2 separate regions of the Homo sapiens genome follow, and region 1 is linked to region 2. A link is an interaction called in ENCODE POLR2A ChIA-PET data of the cell type or tissue named here. Cell type or tissue: endothelial cell of umbilical vein. All regions are shown on one strand. Links, peaks and the distances in the headings refer to the core of each region. The heading gives the core; the rest is flanking DNA.

The links. ChIA-PET counts read pairs that join two places held together with the same protein. Peaks named below come from ENCODE experiments on the same cell type or tissue, not always from the same donor. Only the 100,000 strongest peaks of a DNase experiment are listed, where the experiment ranks them.
Region 1: POLR2A ChIA-PET joins it to region 2 with 11 read pairs; 5 of 35 experiments call an interaction of 5 or more read pairs at or near these places.

The regions. Positions count from the first base shown.
Region 1 is chrX:45,717,389-45,720,307 of GRCh38, forward strand. No RefSeq gene overlaps it. Among named protein-coding and RNA genes, the nearest start is that of MIR221, 27 kb to the right of the region's middle. RefSeq lists a silencer at 1,184-1,478. In endothelial cell of umbilical vein, for the core only: no CTCF peak of the experiment used is centred there; a DNase peak (open chromatin) is centred at 1,353; H3K27ac peaks cover 554 bases.
Region 2 is chrX:45,806,739-45,809,657 of GRCh38, forward strand. No RefSeq gene overlaps it. Among named protein-coding and RNA genes, the nearest start is that of MIR222HG, 38 kb to the left of the region's middle. RefSeq lists a silencer at 96-185. In endothelial cell of umbilical vein, for the core only: no CTCF peak of the experiment used is centred there; a DNase peak (open chromatin) is centred at 1,543; H3K27ac peaks cover 2,377 bases.

The DNA.
Region 1 (2,919 bases), core at 243-2,742, 89 kb before region 2:
AAGAAATTATAAAAGGGCAGGAAGAAACTTTTAGAGGTGATGGATCTGTCCATTTTCTTGATTGTGAAGATGGCTTCACAGGTATATATACACATGTGAATACTTATCAACTTGTACATTCTCAATCTGTATGGCATATATTATAGCAATTACACCTCAATAAAGGTATTAAAAATACAGTGATTATAAGGCAATAGTACAGAGTTTCTATAAATGATACTTTTCTGTTTTGCTTTGAATCAATGGTTCATGATAAATAGTTCACATAGATAAATATCCATTCATTGATTTTAAAAGTGTTTGATCCAAATGCAAATAACTACAATTTACAAAAATATCAAAGAGCTAACAAAAAAGAAAAATAAAGAAATCACATAGCTAAGTTAAACATGGGCAGTGTCCTAGTTTGTTAAGGTTGCTATAACTAAACGCAATAAACTGGGTGGCTTATAAACAATACACAATGATTTCTCACAGTTCTGGAGTCTGGGAAGTGCAAGACCAAGGCACTGGCAAATTCAGTATCTGGTGAGGGCCCATTCCTCATAGATGGAGGCTTCTCACTGTGTCCTCACATGGGGAAGAGGCAAGTGAGCTCTTTGGGATCCCTTTCATAAGGGCATCAATCCAAATCATGACCTAATTACCACCCAAATGTCCCGCCTTTTAAGGCTACCACCTTGGGGGGTATTTGTGGGAACATAAGCATTCAGTTCATTGTAGGCGTGAGGTGAGACAAGAATTATCTGGAAAGAGAATGGAAGTTGGGCTGTTTCTGTCCCAGAAAGAACCTTAGGTAGGGGGAGTTACTCCTCTACAAGCTCCTCTCAGCCTGTGGGAATGGGCAAGGCCTAAAATCTGACTCAAGCTAAGTAATCTCTGAAAAGAAAATCTCAGCTTATTTCACAGATTTTCTCTTTTATGTAAATGGCTAGCCCAATTTTACAGACAAGCAGATAGAGAAGCTTGGCTAATTCTCCAAATCACAACTGGGGTTGGAAAATGGGAGAAATTAAAACTGCATGAATATCCAATTTAATTGGGTGGGTGAAGTACTGGGACTCATCTGAAACTGCCTTGCCTTGGAATGAGCAGGTGCTTACCAGAGTGGAGGAGGGTCAACAAACACATCTAAAAGACAAAGACTGCATCAGAATTAGTGGTGAGTATATTGACAAACATTTTTTGGCTGACAGAGTCATGAGGCAGCACTTGGAATCAAGTGAAACATAGCGGGAATTACTACAATTTTCCTAATGGCATCAACAGATTCTATAGTCACTTCTGGCTGGGGGAGGGAGAAAGAGGTGTGTATGTGGTTGGCTTCTAAGAGCAGGGTATGTTTTCATTCACTGTTCTCGTATGATGTTTTTCCACACCAGGCTCACAGCCCTTTACAATACCAAGGCTCTATTCCTTTGTGTTTTTTGAAAAAACAGTGTGGAAAGAGTTTATTCTGATTCTTCCTGTTCCTTCATTCAGTACCCACTAAGTATTTGGCCTTCCTTGGGCTGCTCTTAGAAGCCTAACCACAGGCATAGATACCAGATGAAGGATGGTATTTGCCTGTGAGAAACAGTGTGGCTAGAAATAAAGAATAATTTTTAGAAATTCTCTAGACTTCAATATTGCTTCATTTGCTTTCTTTTCTTAAATAATAATCAGAAATAATTATATATTGGGGAATGTCATACAGAAAAGGTTGGTAAAAATTGGAGATGGTCAATTTGAATAATTTATTCAACATTTATTGAAGCCTGATATGTAAAAAGCTGTGCTTAGCCCTTAATTGCAAAGCCTGAAACTATGGAACTACGAAAAAAAAGTGGGAAATGCTTAATGACATGGATATAGACAATGGTTTTTTGGATAAGACCTCAAAAGCACAGGCAACAAAAGCAAAATTGGACAAAAGGGACTATATTAAACCAAAAAGCTTCTTCACAGCAAAGGAAACAATCAGCAGAGTGAACAAACAACCTATAAAATGGGAAAGGATACTGGCAAACTATACAAACTACATGGGTTAATGTCCAAAATATGTAAGGAACTCAACTTAAAAGCAAGAAAACAAATAACCCTATTAAAAATGGGCAAAATACCTGAATAGACACTCTGTAAAGAAGATATACAAGGGGCCAACAGGTATATAAAAAATGCTCCACATTACTAAACATCAGTGAAATGCAAATCAAAACCACAATGAGATATCACCTTATACCTGTTAGAATGACCCAGGCCTTGCTTTCAAGAAGTCAGCAGCCTGTTAGAGTAGAAATTACCAGCAGACAAATGGCTAGAACAAAAAACAGTAAAAGCAGAGACCTAAGATTGGGTTAGCATATTCTGAGTTTTCCTCAAGTCCTGCAGGCCACATGCAAATTACTTTCTAGTGGACACTAGTGCCACCATAACAGATAGCCAAAGTCACAAAATGCCTTCAAGACGTGTATGTGGAAGAACACAGAGCAGGCCAGGTTGGTGGGATCCCGCTGCTGATAGGAGGTTGTGGTAGATTATTAAAAATGTCTTCCCATGAGTCATGTCTTCCTGTATCCATGCCCTTTTGCAATGTGCTCCTTCCTTGATGTGCTTCTCCCATCAAGAAGTGGCATTTCTTTCCCCTCCCTTTGAATATGGGCTGATCTTATGACTTTCTTTTATCAATGGAATGGTCAACTTTACGTCCCATGAGCAGGATTTGTTCGACATAATGAGTACTTCCTGAATCCAGGTCTTTCTGAATCTAGGAAAAAAAACATTTTCTCAGCCCTTCAATCCCTTTACAGTGTTACTTCTTTTGCTATACTTCATTGTCAAACATTTGTTGTCTCTCTCACATCCAGATAGGGCCTTGTGGTTAGTTCTCATTACTAGAGTGTGTGGAAGTGATGTGTCACTTTGAGGCAGTTAAGAGGT
Region 2 (2,919 bases), core at 299-2,798:
AACAAAGTTGAGAAAAAGTGAAAGTAACACTACGCATTTCAGATTCTCCCTATCAGATTCTACCCCAACCACGTGTTCTTTCAAGTCAAATCTTTGTCTTCGGGTTCTCTGGCAGCACTTCTTAGACTAAAGCCAGACCACAGAGCGTATTGCTGGTGTGGTTTTGCTTTAGCCAGAACTGCTGCTTCAACTCTGAGTGGAGCTGGAATCCATATAGAAGCTGATCTGTGAGAAAAACCCACAAAGTCCAATGGGAAAACCCATTAACTAACCTTAATGATCTCATAGGTCATCCATCCTTTCACGGCTCCGACAGCTCCTTTCTCGCCCCACCCCCTTTTCCCCTTATCTCTTCCCTCTAGACATTCTATGGAAGCACAGACAACTTTAGGAGAAAATGCCAACTTTATCAAGCTCTCCAGTGAACACTTGAGCACGTGCCTTAGTCTGTACCCCTAAGGGACAGTCTCAGAGACTGTAATACTAAGAGAGAGCCAGATGGGGTATATGAGGAGGAGGGTTTTGGATTTTGAAGGAGTGCAAACCTAAATTGCTTGTACTAGAATTTCAGTGGAGGAAATTCCACGTTTTGCAAGTATGAAAGTCTGATATTAAATATCACAAACAAAAATTCCATTTCTTAGCGTACATGTCTCAGATTTAATTTCTCTATGTTCTCTGTGGTTTGGTTGTTTTACCTCCCAAGAAAAGCTTTCGTGAGACCACTCTTTACAAAAAGACAAACTGCCTTCACAGATGAATGGGTAAACAAAATGTGGTATATGTACATAATGGAATACTATTCGGCCTTAAAAATAAGGAAATCTTGTCATCTGCTATAACATGGATGAACCTGTTGGACATAAAGTTACATGAAATAAGCCAGACACAGAAAGACAACTGCTGCATGATTCCCTTTATATGGGGTATCTAAAGTATTCAAACTCTTAACAGAAAGTACAATGGTGGTTGTCAGGGGCTGCAGGGGAGAGGAAAATGGGGAGTTGTTCAATATACTTTCGGTTTTGCAAGATGAAAAAGTTCCAGAGATCTGTTGCGCAACACTGTGAATATATTAACACTACTATACTGTACACTTAAAAATGCTTAAGGTGGGAAATTTTATGATATGTTTTTTGCCACAGTTTAAAAGGTACCACCTTCATGCTACATTTTGGATACTCTAAATCGCCAAGTCAGCATTTTGATATTTAAAAATAAAGCAAATATTTGGGTGACTTATATCTTAACTGAAAATGAAAACCCTAAAATTAAATTGCTTTGAAGATTCAAAAAGGATAATTAAGAAGCACTTGAAACCATTGCTTGAGCCAAACCTTGTCATTTTAAGCATGCATGACATTTTCATAGCAGGAAGGGTCCTGGCATTCTTCTCAAATGGTATGTGTGGTATGCTGAATCGGCTTCTAAATCAAACGAGGCTGCTGATATGTAGCCTTTTAGCAAAAGAAGGATATATCACAAGACAGCCTTAGAGACTGAACACTGTGGCTATTATAACAAAGCGGCAAAATGAATCATTCATGCGTAGAGGGAGTATACAAGCATTACTAGCTACGGCTACTTTTTGAATGGTTCCCGCACCGGTTCCCCCTCTACCAAACCTCTCTTTACTCTCTCATTACTGTAAACACTAATCCATCATCCGTTCCTCTGAAACGTAGACGTTTCTCTAAGGAGACAACATTTGTAGAAACAATAACTCTTAAGTTGAAAGAGCAAAGTGGCAAGGCAAACTTATTCACACAGCCTTCCGTTCAGAAAAGCTAAACTCAAAGGAAACTGCACAGTTCTAAAGCTCGTGATTTCAACTTTCCACTGTAAGAATTATAATGTAAGGGAAAGAATTGGAATGCTGAAGACTATTTCCCCTATAACAGAAATCTGATGAACATTTCTGTAACTTGGCTATGGAGATTAAAAAACAAGTACTATATAACTGAATTTCCCAATAGCTCATGACTCCTTAGCTTTTGGGATCTATGATTCAGAACATTCTCCTTTTGCATTTCACCAGAGGCATTAGTGAGGTATGTGAAAACATGAACAAGATAGGAAATATATTTGCATAGTTTCTGTATGATTTGCATACTCCTCCACAAACTGTAATCTATTGAAAACACACACACACACACACACACACACACACACACACACACACAGAGTAAAGGTTAGTTTCTGAACGCCATAAGGCATGCCATGATTTTTCTTACTTCTGCCCCCGTCTCAATTAATTTGTACCTAATGCCACTATCACTGACACAGAGTACCATCTTAGAGGTACAGGAGATGAAAAACCAAGGAGAAGCAACCCTGTGAGGCTTTGTCCAGGGCAAGCCTTCAGTGCACATACTGGCCTAAGAAAGGCTGCGGTAGGTACATACCCAGGCACATTCTGGCAGGGGTCTGAGAAATAAAGGAGAGAGAACAGAACTGAACTGCAACGTCATGGTTCAAGCAATAATCTGTGTCCCAAGCTATAATCAGCAAAGTCTCCCAAATTCACATGCTGTTGAGCAAAAGAGAGGCCTTAACTATGAAGTGTGCAAGGCCTGGCCCTGCCCTTCTCATCCCTCCTCATCCAAAGGCCCCCTCCTTGCTCATACTTCATCACCCATCTTCTCCAAATCTAGTCATAGGAGCTGCTACTAAATGACTCTACATGGTACTTGTTCAGGGAAGTTGAAGCTCTTGTCCTCTCGGGAGTGTGTTCCTGTTTTAACAAAAAGTATCAGGCCGGGCATGGTGGCTCACGCCTGTAATCCCAACACTTTGGGAGGCCAAGGCAGGAAGATCGCTTGAGACTAGGAGTTCAAGACCAGCCAGGGCAACAAACTGAGACTCCCCGTCTCTACAAAAAACTTTTTAAAAAATTTAGTCAGGCATGGTGGCATGCGC